Linked DNA regions of Homo sapiens: regions 2, 3, 4 and 5 are each linked to region 1. Evidence: chromatin contacts called from ENCODE Hi-C or POLR2A ChIA-PET data. All regions are on one chromosome and are shown on one strand. Each heading gives the region's core, a stretch centred on a gene start or an enhancer-like site at or near the end of the contact. The rest is flanking DNA. Distances are from core to core; before and after follow the strand shown.

Region 1 (2,522 bases), core at 23-2,522:
CTCCAGGGTTTCTTTCATTTCTACCCACTGTTTTTGTTTAGTAATGATGCCTTGCAGTCCTAATGATCTTGGAATCAAGAATGGTGACTAGAGAACTTCAAAGTGGAAAGAGAGGCTGGGCATGGTGGCTCATGCCTATAATCCCAGCACTTCGGGAGGCCGAGGCAGGCAGATCACTTGAAGTCAGGAGTTCGAGACCAGCCTGGCCAACATGGTGAAACCCTGTCTCTGCTAAAAATACAAAAAAAAAAAAAAAAATTAGCCAGGCATTGTGGTGCATGCCTGTAATCCCAGCCACTCCAGAGGCTGAGGCAGGAGAATTGCTTGAACTCAGGAAGTGGAGGTTGCGGTGAGACTCCGTCTCAAAAAAAAAAAAAAAAAAAAAAAAGGAGAGAGTAGGATGGCTGAGCCATGACGCAGTAGCAATGCTTCTTTTTTTTTTTTTTTTTTTGAGACAGAGTCTCGCTGTGTCGCCCAGGCTGGAGTGCAGTGGCGCGATCTTGGCTCACTGCAAGCTCCACCTCCCGGGTTCACACCATTCTCCTGCCTCAGCCTCCCAAGTAGCTGGGACTACAGGGGCCCACCACCACGCCCGGCTAATTTTTTGTGTATTCAGTAGAGACGGGGTTTCACCGTGTTAGCCAGGAAGCAATGCTTCCTATTCTAGCGCCTTGCTAAACTATGTGTGCTGCAGACTGTGTTCGTGATTCCGAATCCTAAAAACAACCGTCCTAGGCTTGTCTCTCAGCCTAGACTCTAGACTGATTTGGCTCATTTGGTTGTCTTGGAGACGTTCTAATTCTGAAGGGGGCAGTGGTCCCTTCTAGAAGATAGCTGGTCTGCAAATGCACACCTCTGCTTAGTCTGAATCCTAAAGTTATAGCTTGAGCCAATTAAAGTGGCTTCTCATTTTTCTCTCACTCTGATCTCAAGGAGCCCTTTTTCTTCTAGTAATCTAGACCTTCCTCTTCCTATCACAGTCTCAAGGATTGTGCCCCCAAAGCAGATGCAAAGCCCTGTCTACCCCTTCTCCTTCCCCTGAGGTAGAGCTTTATCGAAGGTTTCTCTTGGTAAACGTTAGCTTTCTGAACTAAGGGCCGTCTTTTTTTTTTTTCCCGCTTAAGCCCATTGCATAACAATCTCTTGTTTTAATCTTTTGCCCAACACTGCTTTTCTTACTGTCAGAGGTTACTACAAGTGTTTGAACAGGTAACTTCTACCTTTGAACTTCTGTTGTGACAGATTCAAAGGTTCCAGGGGAGTGTGTTGGCCACTCTCAGGACAGTACACAGTAGCTTCGGGTGTGTCCCAGTCAGTCCTAGGAGCTGTGGAAAGAGTAGAAGTGCCTGAATGTGGTGCTGAATCAATACAGCCAGCTGTGAGGGGAGCACTTCCTGGACCCAGGAAGGGAGAGTCTTCTTCCAAGGTAAGCTGCAATGATACTACCTGCACTATATTGAATATATCTGTGAGATAGTAGGGAGGGGATTGGTGTGGGGAAAGAAAGTGGGATTTGTTATGCTCAACCTAAGGCTCTTTAATAACATGAAATTACATTTAGTTGAATAGTAATCTCAGCTGACTTGTGTGGGAGGCAAAGAAAAAAATCAGTTGGAAAAGGGGTGGAGATATATGAGCTATCCAAATGCTAGCAGGGGATGGAATTGGAAGGGAACACTGATTTTGGTAAGTGTACTAAAGCACACCAAGCCAGAATGTGGGTCTCCTTCATCTTCCATTAAGAAATTTCTGTCTCAGTGTAGTTAGAAGGATCGTGCGTCAGCTGCTGAGGGCAGAGAGTCCCATTTGGCAGACAGAGAGGAAGGGAATCAGCAGATATTCGATTAGGTGCTGGGGACTGTTCTGGGTAGATTATGTATGTTACTTCATTGGTGTATCTCATCCTATAAAGCAGGTGGTATCCTTCCCATTTCACAGAGGCATAGTGCGTCTCCAGGCTGTTAAACAGCATGGCCTAAGCTACATAGCTCCAAGGTGGTGTGGCTAGAATTTGAGACTTGATTGGTCAGTTTCCACAGCCTGCCCAATAATGCAGAATTGTTGTGGGTTGCCAAAGCTTTCAGTTACCCCCTGAAATCCTGAGGGTGTCACTCATGTGCACAGAGGATTGATAGGAATACAACTCTGATGGGCCTTTAGAATGACTCAACCTTCCTGAACTTGAGCATTTTTACTGGAGGAGGTCAATAAAAAAAAAAGAAATAAAACCTCATCTTCCCCTGGCCCTGAGCCCTTTGGTGAAGGAAGACAGCACCCGGTGAAGGGCTCAGAGGTATTAGTGTGGCTGAGATTCGACACCCACTCTGCCATCCTCTGCTCTCCTCTAGAGGAAGTTGCCTCTTGGGGAGCTGAGTTCCTGAAACTAAGCAAATGACAAGTGCTCCTCCAGCCGTGAGATGAGCCAGAGGATGGAATGCCACAGGCCCCACTTCGTCTCCCAGCCCTTCATCTTTCTTCCATGTCCAAAGGCGGCTCCCCAGAGGCCAAGGGCTCAGCTCTTG
Region 2 (2,522 bases), core at 14-2,513, 1.8 Mb after region 1:
AGTTGGGAAAGCCACACCCACAACTAGCATACCTAAATAGATAATAGCAGATTAATTTCTTCTGAATGACTACCAGCACACCTCTTGAAACCCTGATTTACTGAACACCTTAGAAGACAACACCCGGCCTATCGTTTTGGAAGAAAAAAAAGCTGGGCATCAAAGGAACATGACACACATGCAGAGAAAACGGCCAAGTACCTGGGACTGTACTGCGTATTTTTACTATATTCTCTCTTCTGATTTCCACAGGTAACAAGATTATCAAGTGAAAGAAGTAGGATTCTAATCCAGATGTTCTGACTCGAAATCCAGGACTTTTTCCTCTAAACAAAATCAAGATGGGAATATTAGGTGAAGTTGTTAAACTGTTAACAGCTAAGCAATACTCACACCTGCACTGTTTCCCAAGATTGCTACTTAGGGACACGTAGAAGGGTTTTTGTTTTGTTTTTGCCATTTTTCATTACTGATGGAGACATAAATCTGAAACCCCTTCCTTACCAACCAAGGTTTATGAAATGCCTTGACGTCCTTGAAAGACAACATAAAGAACAGTATCCACCACTCCAAAGAATCACTTCTAAGGAACTTAGAATCACAGTAATGGAAGTGTTTGGAAGAGGGTAACAAGTCTTCACAACAGTAAATATAAAACACCCACATACAGTCAACTTGAGACGAAAAACGAAATAGGCGATTGAGTCTAGGAAAGATTCTCGAGCAGGTAGGGCTTGGCTGCAGTTCACACGCAGCCCAGGCAATGGGCTCGAATTCAGACGCTCTCGAGGCACAGCCCCCACGACCCCCGCTGACCCCTCTTTGCCACCTCCAAGGTCCCGGAACCGAAGGAGGAAGGCAGGGAGAGGAAAGGGCTTGAAACCCGTTCCCCAGCCCTCCCCTTCCTCCGCGCCCTCAAAGGAGCCAGGCGGGGAGCCCGCTCGACCTCGACCTCCACCTCGCACTCGCCCTCGCCCCCGCCACGGAACGTGCAGGAAGGAGCGGAAGGCTGGCAGCCCCACCGCACCGCCACCGCGACTCACCGGTGTGCCCCGAGTACCCCTCAGACACTTACCCCACTTATCCAAGCCTCAGGCCACGCCCTAACAAGGCTGCTGGAGCTCTGGCTCAGGGGCCAACTTTTCCATAGCGGGGTCCAACCAGCCAAGAGTGGGAGGAAAAGACCGCGGTGAGAAACACAGCCGACGCCTCACTCAGCGGCCGTTTCCCCAAACCCCTGCGGAGCTGACACATCAACAAAGATGGCGGCGACACTGAAGCCGGCCCGGTTACAGCTGAGGGGGCGGGGGCTCCCTGGAGGAACCAATCAGCGCAGCGCGGGCGGGGTGACGCAGCACACCTTGAGGTCCTGGGTAACCTGTCTGCAGTGGGCTGGGCTGGCGGAGCTCACCTCCCACCTCCCGGCCCAGGAGGCCCCACCTTGCGGCCCGAGAGGCCCCGCCCCGCACTCCGCCTGGCTGGGCACCCACGCCTCCGCGACCTGGAGAGCCGGGTCTCCTGCCCTTTGGTCGGGTTCTTCCTTTCAAGCTCCTCCGGACCCACGCAGCCTGTTTCTTTCTGCAGGACGCTCTTGTTGGCTATTACTCCTCCTCACCCTTTGGCCTGCATGAGTCAGGGACATAAAGCAATAAAAGAGAATTTGAAATTGTGGCTTCCCGGCTCTCATGCGGAAACCTTGCACCTTACGTGGGCGGAGTCGGCTGGAGCAGGCTACGATGGGGGAGACCTCTGGGGGTTCCATAACAGCGCGTTCGTGTCTTCAGCGTGGCGCTGCTGCCATTGTTTAATAATAAACTGTCGGTGCCTTCGTCTCTGGCTTCAAGCTGAGCGCATTGATGGTAGGAAGTGTCCTCTCCCGGCTGAGTAACCTGGCACGCAGCATGGCAACAAAAAGTGTATTGGGTACAGTTGCCTCGCCCGGCCCAGAGAAGGAAGGTCAGCAGTTCAGTCTCTGGAGGTTTCGCAAACCTCCTCAGTCCGGGGAAACGATGTTCTTTGGTTTAGGTCTTACACATATCTCATGAATGAAAATAGCTGATGCAGACGATTCTGCAATGTAAGAATTTGTAAAGCAAAACTTACTACTGTTCTGTTAAGCGTCTTCGATACTGTTGGCAAAACACACACACGGAGGTGTAATGGCACCTCACTCCTCCTTAAATGAAGGTACTACACTGAAGCACATTTTGCAGTTAAAGTGTCTTGTCATAGAAAATAAATGATTTGACTTTAAAACAATAAATCGACCAAGCCTTCCTAGGGAGACATTAATCCAAGGGGAAAAAACTGAAGAAACCTTAAGCTGTTTTCGGTACTCGTCAGTAATAACATAGGTATTACTATTTCTGAATATTTCTGAATTTATAATTAGTATAAAGTATATAAATATATCTTTGTGAACCAAGTTTTTCACCATAAGAGAAAAGAAATACAAATATAAACCAAAGACATTATATTAAAATTCTGCAATCCTATATTTGAATTTACAAATATCAGAATTA
Region 3 (2,522 bases), core at 11-2,510, 1.6 Mb before region 1:
CTGGTTCTGAGACTGTGCTCTGCCTGATAAGCGACGTACGGAGCACAGTGGACTGAAAGCCCGGGGATCTGATACCAAACATGTTAGTTAAACTCATGTTTAACTAACCCAAACTCATGTTTAACTGGCCCAAAGGAAGTAGGCCCAGAAATGTGGTTTTTGGAGCTCCCTTTAATGAACGTGTAAACAGAGGATAGAATATTGGCCTTACAGTTTAAAAACCCTCCTTCAAGTCCCAGTCAAGTCCCTTATTCACTGGATGACCTCACACGGTTCATCTGATCTTTCTTGGTCTCAGTCTTCTTACTATAGACTGGAAATGGTCATATTTGACTTAGCTGTCCATATGGCTGTTCTGGAGATGAGACAGCTAATGAAGTGAGAACACTCATTAACACACCAACTGAAAAACACAAAACAAAAGAGAGATGATAGGATTATATTGCTGTTATGAATCATTCCAAGAGGTGTCATGGTGATATGAATCATCATATGGTAATGTCATGGCTAAGGCCCAAACACAGAATAGCAGCATTGACCCAGTAGTCTCGAAATTAGTCACAGAGGCCAAGCTAGTGAAGACCCAGCAGCCCTATTGTTATCAAGAAAGAGCACTATCCAAAAGGTGTGTGGCCTCATCTTCTCCTTGCAAAGAGAGAATTCATCTGGTATATGTTGATAGGCGTGTATCCGACCACAGCTACCTCCATCAGCCCTGAGGACAGAGGCAGCCTGCATTCCAGTCCCAGCTCTTCTCTGTCTCGGTGTGTGACTTAGGCGGTTTCACAGAGGACGCCAACTTCATTGGCTTTTGCGGTTTTTTGTTTGTTTGTTTTTTGTTGTTTTCTTTTTGTTTGTTTTGTTTTGTTTTTGTCTGTAGAATGAGTGAGTTAAACTAAATTGTCTGTAAGGCCTCAGCTCACTCTTAAAGTGTGATCACTAGCTAGAGTTTGAACTTTAGCCCCAATATGACTGTTGTGTTGTCATTGTCACCTTTGTAACCTGACATTCAGGAATGTCCCTCTCTAGTTCATATTCTGACCTAGCTTCTGAAAGCATTATAGCAGAGTTGAGAATTTTTGATCTAGGAAAGATAAATATTAAAAAGAAATTCCCACCAAAATACCATAAATAAGGAATGTTTTAAAGAAAAATGGTTCAGAAGGAAGGAAAACTATAATGTAGTTCTTGTTAGTTAAGTTGACATTAATCCTCTCTTTGCTTTAAGTCTCTCCTGTGTTGACACTAGCAGAATGTGTCATAAAGACATGGAAAGATCATAAATTCTCAACTCTGCTCTAAAGATCTGACCTTCAGCGTTGCATTTATTTGGCCACACCTTTATAGTGTGGTCATACCTAGAAAATATTTTCTTGCCTGGTCATCAGCCCTCTCACCTCGATTACTTTCTATATTTTAGCACAAAAGAAGAAATGGCGCATTCACCACTCAGCCAGTTGCACTGGAAGTGAATTTAAATTCCTGAACTGGTTATCTTGGAAGATATTGTGCTTATTGCAGATGTGGCCGGTGCATGAGTTTAGGCACTACCATGCTCTGGGCTGTGGTTCTTGGCTCCTGCTTCTGGATGGCTGGACATTACCAGGAGAGAGCCTGCTGATACATCTACGCACATTCACTCTACTGCACTTCAGCTGTGTCCTTGTTATTCCACAGCCCTTTAAGTCCTGGTTCACCAACCAGATGTTAAGACTCTCTTGGATCCCTCAAATCCCATCCCCATGCCTGCTGCCTCCTCTCTCAGCAGTTGCCCACTCCTTATCTTCTAATCCTCTTTTCTCCCTATGATGATGATAGTGACCCTGTAGCTCCAACTACTGGGTCCTCACAGTCAGTCCACTCCTGCAGAGGAAACTGGAGGGTGACCAGGAACCTTCAAGTCAATGTGGGCCACAGACAGGAACCGTCTTTAAAAGATGGTTAAATGCCCGTGGTTTACGTAGGTTGGCTTTCTTTAAGCAAATAAAGGAAATGCATTGCTTCATGTCCAGCAAAGTACAGGGTGGATTCAGGAGAAGCTGGCTCAAGGCATTCCTAGGAAGTCATCAAGGAGCTGCCTGTACCTCTGTCTTCAGGCCAGCATCTTCTGAGTTGGCTTTATTCTCAAGCAGGCTGTCATTAAGTGATGGCTTAACAACAATTTAGCAACCATGGCATGACAGAGAATCATGCCTGATAGCTCTAACAAAGTATCCGAGAGTGTTCCCCCATGAGCCAATCACTGTTGCCAGAGGGATGTGGTTCTTGGACTGGCCAGGTCTGAGACACGTTGCTTGGGCCCCTATTTGTGCAGAATTGGCCCCTGACTACATTCCCAGAGGGTCTTTGGATGTTTGGTCAGATGGTCTGTACTCTGGGGGGATCAATTCATACCAGCAAGGTCCAGTCAGCCCCTACACCTACCACCGCCTCTCTAGTGGAAGCCACTTTTGCATCTAATTGTCTTGGGAATTGTGTTGGTTTTCTATTGCTGCTGTAACAAATTGCCACAAATTTAATGG
Region 4 (2,522 bases), core at 13-2,512, 1.3 Mb after region 1:
GTCAGGGTGAACTAGGTGCGTGTGTGTGTATGAATCCGTGTGTGTGGTGGGTTTCATGAACTAGAATCTGTGTGTTTGTGTGTGGGTGTGTTGGGTCGGGGTGAACTTGAATCCGTGTGTGTGTGTGTTGTGGGGTCAGGGTAAACTGGAATGCGTGTGTGTGTGTGTTGTGGGGTCAGGGTGAACTGGAATGCCTGTGTATGTCTTTTGTGGGGTCAGGGTGAACTGGAATGCCTGTGTATGTCTTTTGTGGGGTCAGGGTGAACGGGAATCCGTGTGTGTGTGTGTTTGGTCAGGGTGAACTGGATAACTGGAATCCGTGTGTGTGTGTGTGTGTTTTGTGGGGTCAGGGTGAACTGGAATCCGTGTGTCCGTGTGTGTGTGTGTGTGTGTGTGTGTGTGTGCGTATGCTGTGGGGTTGGGGTGAACTAGAATCCGTGGAAGTGCTCAGTCTCTCCCGTGTTTGACTGACTCCCGGCCGCATACCCAGTCCCTGACACACGGGGGCGCACAACAAATATTTCCCGAAAGATCCAGGAGCAGCATCTCCACCAGCAAGCTGGGCTGCTGGGTGGGTACTTCCTTCAAAGCTGAGGGAGCGTCCTACGCCCACGCGCGCAGGAGGGCGCCCCCCGCAAAGCAACGTCTAGGAGACCACAGTGGATGCCACAGCGGGCCCGAAGCGGATCAGCCTTGTGGGGTACGCATGCTAATGTAGGCGTGGAGTCCCCCAGGGGGACGCCAGCAGTTCCAGCTGGGATCCAGGTTTCGCTAGGGGAGAGCCTCTGGCTATGGGAAAGGGGTCTCCGAGTTGATGTGAAGGCCCAGGTCGAGGTGTACACTGGGGGCGGGGAAGTGGAGGTGACCACACGAGCGCCCCATCACTGAGCGCCGCCGCGAAATCTGCGCTCTTTGGGTCACTTGGAGCGCGGCCAGTTTGGCAGATTTGTTTTTTTCCCGGAACAACCCGCGGCGGCTCGGCTGTCCCGGGAAACTGCAAACTTTGCTGTGCGCGTTCTCCCGCGCGCGGGCTCAACTTTGTAGAGCGAGGGGCCAACTTGGCAGAGCGCGCGGCCAGCTTTGCAGAGAGCGCCCTCCAGGGACTATGCGTGCGGGGACACGGGTCGCTTTGGGCTCTTCCACCCCTGCGGAGCGCACTACCCCGAGCCAGGGGCGGTGCAAGCCCCGCCCGGCCCTACCCAGGGCGGCTCCTCCCTCCGCAGCGCCGAGACTTTTAGTTTCGCTTTCGCTAAAGGGGCCCCAGACCCTTGCTGCGGAGCGACGGAGAGAGACTGTGCCAGTCCCAGCCGCCCTACCGCCGTGGGAACGGTAACTGCAGCCCCCACCTCGGCCGGCGCCTCTCCAGCCCGCCGGCCGTGCGCGCCTTGCCTCCCTCCTTCCTGCCGGCTTCCTAGTTCCCCCCTGCGCCCCCAGCGTGGTCTAGGGGAGCCTGGTTGAGTGGGACTGAGTGGCCCCGACGGCCTGCGCTGAAACTTTGGGAAGAGGGCCCGTTCCGCTCTCTCCATCGCTTGCCTTGCTCAGCTTGTCCTCCCTTCCCTCCTAGCCGGGGGGCTAGGGGACACCTCGTACTATTCGAGATTTAGGAGAGGAGGGCTCGTGATCTGGCACAGCGGCTAACAGCGAGGGCTCCTTTGCCTGCGTTCCGGTCCCCACCCCTTGCCTGCCGGCGGTGGGACCTCAACCCTCTCTCTGTTAAATGGGAACCACGGTGATCCCCGCAGACTGTTGGCGGGGATGGACAGAGTTGATTATGGTACGCGTTTCGCGGCAGTGGCTCTGTCAAGTCTGAGTACACTGGAGCTGAGCGTCCTTGCTGCAGGGCTCTTAGAGGGACCTTGAGGAGGTGGAAACCAGGCAGGAGACATTTAGACGTGTGGAGTGTTAGGCTCCAGGTGACAGCTTTGCGGTTTATGGAGCAGTAAAATTACTTGTGGGTGATTGTGGGTGTATCATTTCCAGATCTTTATTCTTGAACTTCTGGGCTCCTGGGCTAGTTGACGTGGCCCTCCCTGTTGTCTCAACTTACAGGCTATTTCCTCCTTTTGGGTCTCGCCGGCCTGACCTTCACCCTTGGTACCGCCATTGCCTAGATTCACAGTCCACCTTCTGCCACCTGTAAACTGTGTGGCTTTGGACAGGTTACTTAACGTCTCTGAAGAAGCTAAAGTTTCTGCAATAGCAAAGTAAAGGCCCTGGTCTAGCAGTGCCATGAGCCTTGGGTGACGCAGCGGAGCGCTTGAGTGCCCAGCAGAGCCTCCCTTTCCCCCTCCCAGCTGCTAGAGGCAAGAGGGGGAGGTTTTCAGGTCTTCTCTGTGTGCCCTTTAGGAAGATTTTTATTTGGGCAAGAAGTGAGTCACAAATTGTATGATGTCACTTTTCAGGGGAAGCAGCTGCAGTCCATTTCCCCCTTCATGAAAGTAAAAAGTTCAGACAATAGCTGGGCAGTGACTTCTTACCCAGCTGTGTACCAGTTGCCCCAACATGTGGGCTCCTGTTCAACA
Region 5 (2,522 bases), core at 7-2,506, 1.0 Mb after region 1:
TAGTTGATTATGGAGACAATAGCATATCCCACTAGATACCAGGTGCTGTGTCTGGTGCTTTCCAAGTATAGATTCCTGAAAGCTTAACAGCCCATTGAAGTATGTAGACAGTATCATCCTAGTTTTAGCATATGAAGAAACTGAGGCACAGAGAGGTTGAGTAACTGGAAGTAACAGAGCTGATGGAGTTCAACTTCTCTGACTCCAGTGCTCATGCCCTGAAGCCACCCACGCTGCCTCCATACTGGCGGATTATGAGATAATGCATTGCCTGGTCAATAACTCTCCTATTCACTGGGGTGGTTGCATTGTGAAATACACCCCATGTCTTGGGATCCCTCGAAATCTTTGGTCATTAAGGGGTTTGAATTTCTCTGTTCAAAGATTTGCCTGACTGCAGGCCTTAAGGTACAATGTGAACAGAAAAGGTGAGAGCACTTGGGGGAAGGATCATGATCACAGAGTCAACCTCCTCTGACAGGTGAGCCAAGGAGACCACCCACAAATCCCTTTGCAGGGATCACTTTACTATTTTGCTATTTCGGTTGCTGTTAACTGACAATCAAGCAAAGGCTGCTCAGCCAATGCTTCGAACTGGCTGGGAGATAGTCAAATAGTCATTTTAAGCACGTTATTCTAGACCTCTCAGAGTCCCAAGAAACCTATCCTGATGCCATAAGAAAATATGTAGTCCTGTATACTTTGTCCCTCCCCTCCTCGTAGTGATAAATACACAACCTGCAGCAGTGAAAGTTGGAATGCTTCCCTCCACGTGGAGCTGCATCAGCTGCAGGTGGGGCTGGTGCCTGATCCCAAGCTGGCTTGTGTTAGCCTGTGGCCATGTCCTCGCCCATGACTATGAACCGTAGGGGAGTGGGGGGCTGGATCAGTCATTGGTCTTCAGTTCACCCCCTTTTCATTTTAACGTCTGTCTCAGACCATTTGAACACATGTTTAGGAAAAATTGCCTCTCCCTTTCCAAACTGATCCTGATGGATACTGATGTTTTTATGATTATTAATAAAATCTTCAAGACAGAATTTTATGGGCACACAGAGACTCTAAAAAGTCATTCTTTGACTTGAAAAATTGTATATGGTAAGGATGCTGGAGGAAATTTTTAATAAGAATGTTCAAGTGGAAAGTCAGGGTGCAAAAGACAGAATTGTAAGAATCTGCTGCGGTTCCTTTCACCATTGAATTTGCTTCCTGCAAAGGCCTTCACGGTATGTGTTTCCTCAAGATAGCACACCCCCAGGAAGTGTCTTCGATGTGAGTAATGGTTTCAGTTTCGGTGGGCAGCCAGAAGTCTCTTTGGGAAAATATGTCGTTAAATATTCTTTGGTTTGTTTTTTATGATCGGCTTTGCTTTCTGCCCCCTTCCTCTGTCCTTCCCTCCCTTACTTCAATTCTGTCAACATCCTCTTTGAAGTTTCATGGATCTGTTCACCGAAATTGGGTAAAATCAAAGAGACTTAAAAAGAAACCCCAATTCCTTTTTAACCTCCAAGTGAGAATGGGTTGAAAAATGAGACACACTCGAGGGGCATGATGAGTTAAACACTGATGTGTCTCATCCTCAGAGAACAGGAAGGGCAGATCACCCGACATCTGGTTAGAAGTCAGCTTCATAATTCATGCAGATATTGTGAAGAAAATTCCTCAGTGAAGCCTGGAAAAATTTAGCTTTGCTCAATGCAAGGGAATAAATCAGCATTGTTTCCGCGTGCAGCCCTTGTTTTAGAAAGCAAGGGTAGCTGTAAGCAATACTGAGTCCCACCTGTGAATGTCCTCTTTCTCTGCCACCCCTACCTCCTCCACCTTCTCCTTTCCTCCTAGTTTTGGGAGTCCTGTAAAATCCTGTATTTACACTGGGATACTGGAAAACTTGGTCATTACCAGCACATAATGACAGGTTGGTTAATTAATGGTGTGCATTCAAAAATGGGAGTAGGACAAACAAGACAGCTAATTTTGATAATGAACAGATTCGAAGCAACCAGATGACAGTGTTCTCTGTATATAGTTCCACACCAGCCATGTTTTTGTTTGGATTCTGTGTTAATTTTAGAAACTGTAAAACACAACATGCCAAATTGGTTGATTGAAATAGTGCTACTTCCCAGAGGCTAACAATCTGTTGTCTCTTGCAAGAGGCAAGAGGTTGCAGCATAAGTGCTTACTTGGTTATAGGCAAGAGCCTCCACGCAAACCGGGGAATTGAGACAGTTGTCCAGGAAATTCAGTGCCTCAGTTAACTGGCTGCTTTGAGTATTTTGATTCTGCTTGATGCCTGTCTGCGTATTCCTTCATTCATTTGTTTATGCTGCCATTCATTACATATTGGTTCAACTCTCTTTGCCAGTATAGACCCAGATTATATTTTGATCGGGAACATTGTCTTTTTAGTCAAAGTTACAAAGAGTATTTTCCCTAAAGACCAGTCAAGGAAGCTGGCCATTTCAAGTAATCTACAAATATTTATTCCTGAAGGAATACTAACTTTTTAGGGACCTTTTAAA

The links. A loop is a pair of places that touch in the nucleus more often than their neighbours do. ChIA-PET counts read pairs that join two places held with the same protein, here RNA polymerase II (POLR2A). Pooled maps may share reads with other maps.
Region 2: a map of naive thymus-derived CD4-positive, alpha-beta T cell shows a loop between it and region 1 (4-fold over the local background). The contact joins the promoter of CCDC186 here to the promoter of ACSL5 in region 1. A Hi-C loop is called at or near these places in 1 of 168 maps with a recorded cell type or tissue (naive thymus-derived CD4-positive, alpha-beta T cell) and 8 of 50 pooled maps. POLR2A ChIA-PET finds 5 or more read pairs at or near these places in 1 of 52 experiments (activated CD4-positive, alpha-beta memory T cell).
Region 3: a map with no recorded cell type shows a loop between it and region 1 (5-fold over the local background). The contact joins the enhancer-like site here to the promoter of ACSL5 in region 1. A Hi-C loop is called at or near these places in 1 of 168 maps with a recorded cell type or tissue (Right ventricle myocardium inferior), 1 of 37 single-sample maps with no recorded cell type and 7 of 50 pooled maps. POLR2A ChIA-PET finds 5 or more read pairs at or near these places in 1 of 52 experiments (activated CD4-positive, alpha-beta T cell).
Region 4: a loop to region 1 is called in a map of naive thymus-derived CD4-positive, alpha-beta T cell, with 15 times the contacts of the local background. The contact joins the promoter of CASP7 here to the promoter of ACSL5 in region 1. A Hi-C loop is called at or near these places in 1 of 168 maps with a recorded cell type or tissue (naive thymus-derived CD4-positive, alpha-beta T cell), 6 of 37 single-sample maps with no recorded cell type and 11 of 50 pooled maps.
Region 5: a map of naive thymus-derived CD4-positive, alpha-beta T cell shows a loop between it and region 1 (22-fold over the local background). The contact joins the enhancer-like site here to the promoter of ACSL5 in region 1. A Hi-C loop is called at or near these places in 1 of 168 maps with a recorded cell type or tissue (naive thymus-derived CD4-positive, alpha-beta T cell) and 5 of 50 pooled maps. POLR2A ChIA-PET finds 5 or more read pairs at or near these places in 2 of 52 experiments (both T-cell).

What each region holds. Positions count from the first base shown.
Region 1 is chr10:112,372,844-112,375,365 of GRCh38, forward strand. It overlaps ACSL5 (acyl-CoA synthetase long chain family member 5), which reads left to right and starts at 1,273. Exons shown (of 21, transcript NM_203379.2): 1 at 1,273-1,426.
Region 2 is chr10:114,172,940-114,175,461 of GRCh38, forward strand. It overlaps CCDC186 (coiled-coil domain containing 186), which reads right to left and starts at 1,264. Exons shown (of 16, transcript NM_018017.4): 1 at 1,076-1,264. It overlaps MIR2110 (microRNA 2110), which reads right to left and starts at 1,240; the gene lies at 1,166-1,240. It also overlaps a transcript of TDRD1 not described here. RefSeq lists enhancers at 946-1,474, 1,070-1,269 and a silencer at 1,330-1,599.
Region 3 is chr10:110,773,836-110,776,357 of GRCh38, forward strand. All of the region lies in intron 1 of RBM20 (RNA binding motif protein 20), which reads left to right. Among named protein-coding and RNA genes, the nearest start is that of PDCD4-AS1, 96 kb to the right of the region's middle. RefSeq lists enhancers at 648-1,847, 738-927. Within about 2 kb of position 1,261, at least 4 of the 41 ENCODE cell types and tissues checked have a DNase peak (open chromatin) inside an H3K27ac peak, as active enhancers do.
Region 4 is chr10:113,678,650-113,681,171 of GRCh38, forward strand. It overlaps CASP7 (caspase 7), which reads left to right and starts at 1,263. Exons shown (of 7, transcript NM_001227.5): 1 at 1,263-1,329. RefSeq lists an enhancer at 1,849-2,138.
Region 5 is chr10:113,380,800-113,383,321 of GRCh38, forward strand. No RefSeq gene overlaps it. Among named protein-coding and RNA genes, the nearest start is that of HABP2, 170 kb to the right of the region's middle. RefSeq lists an enhancer at 654-1,853. Within about 2 kb of position 1,257, at least 9 of the 41 ENCODE cell types and tissues checked have a DNase peak (open chromatin) inside an H3K27ac peak, as active enhancers do.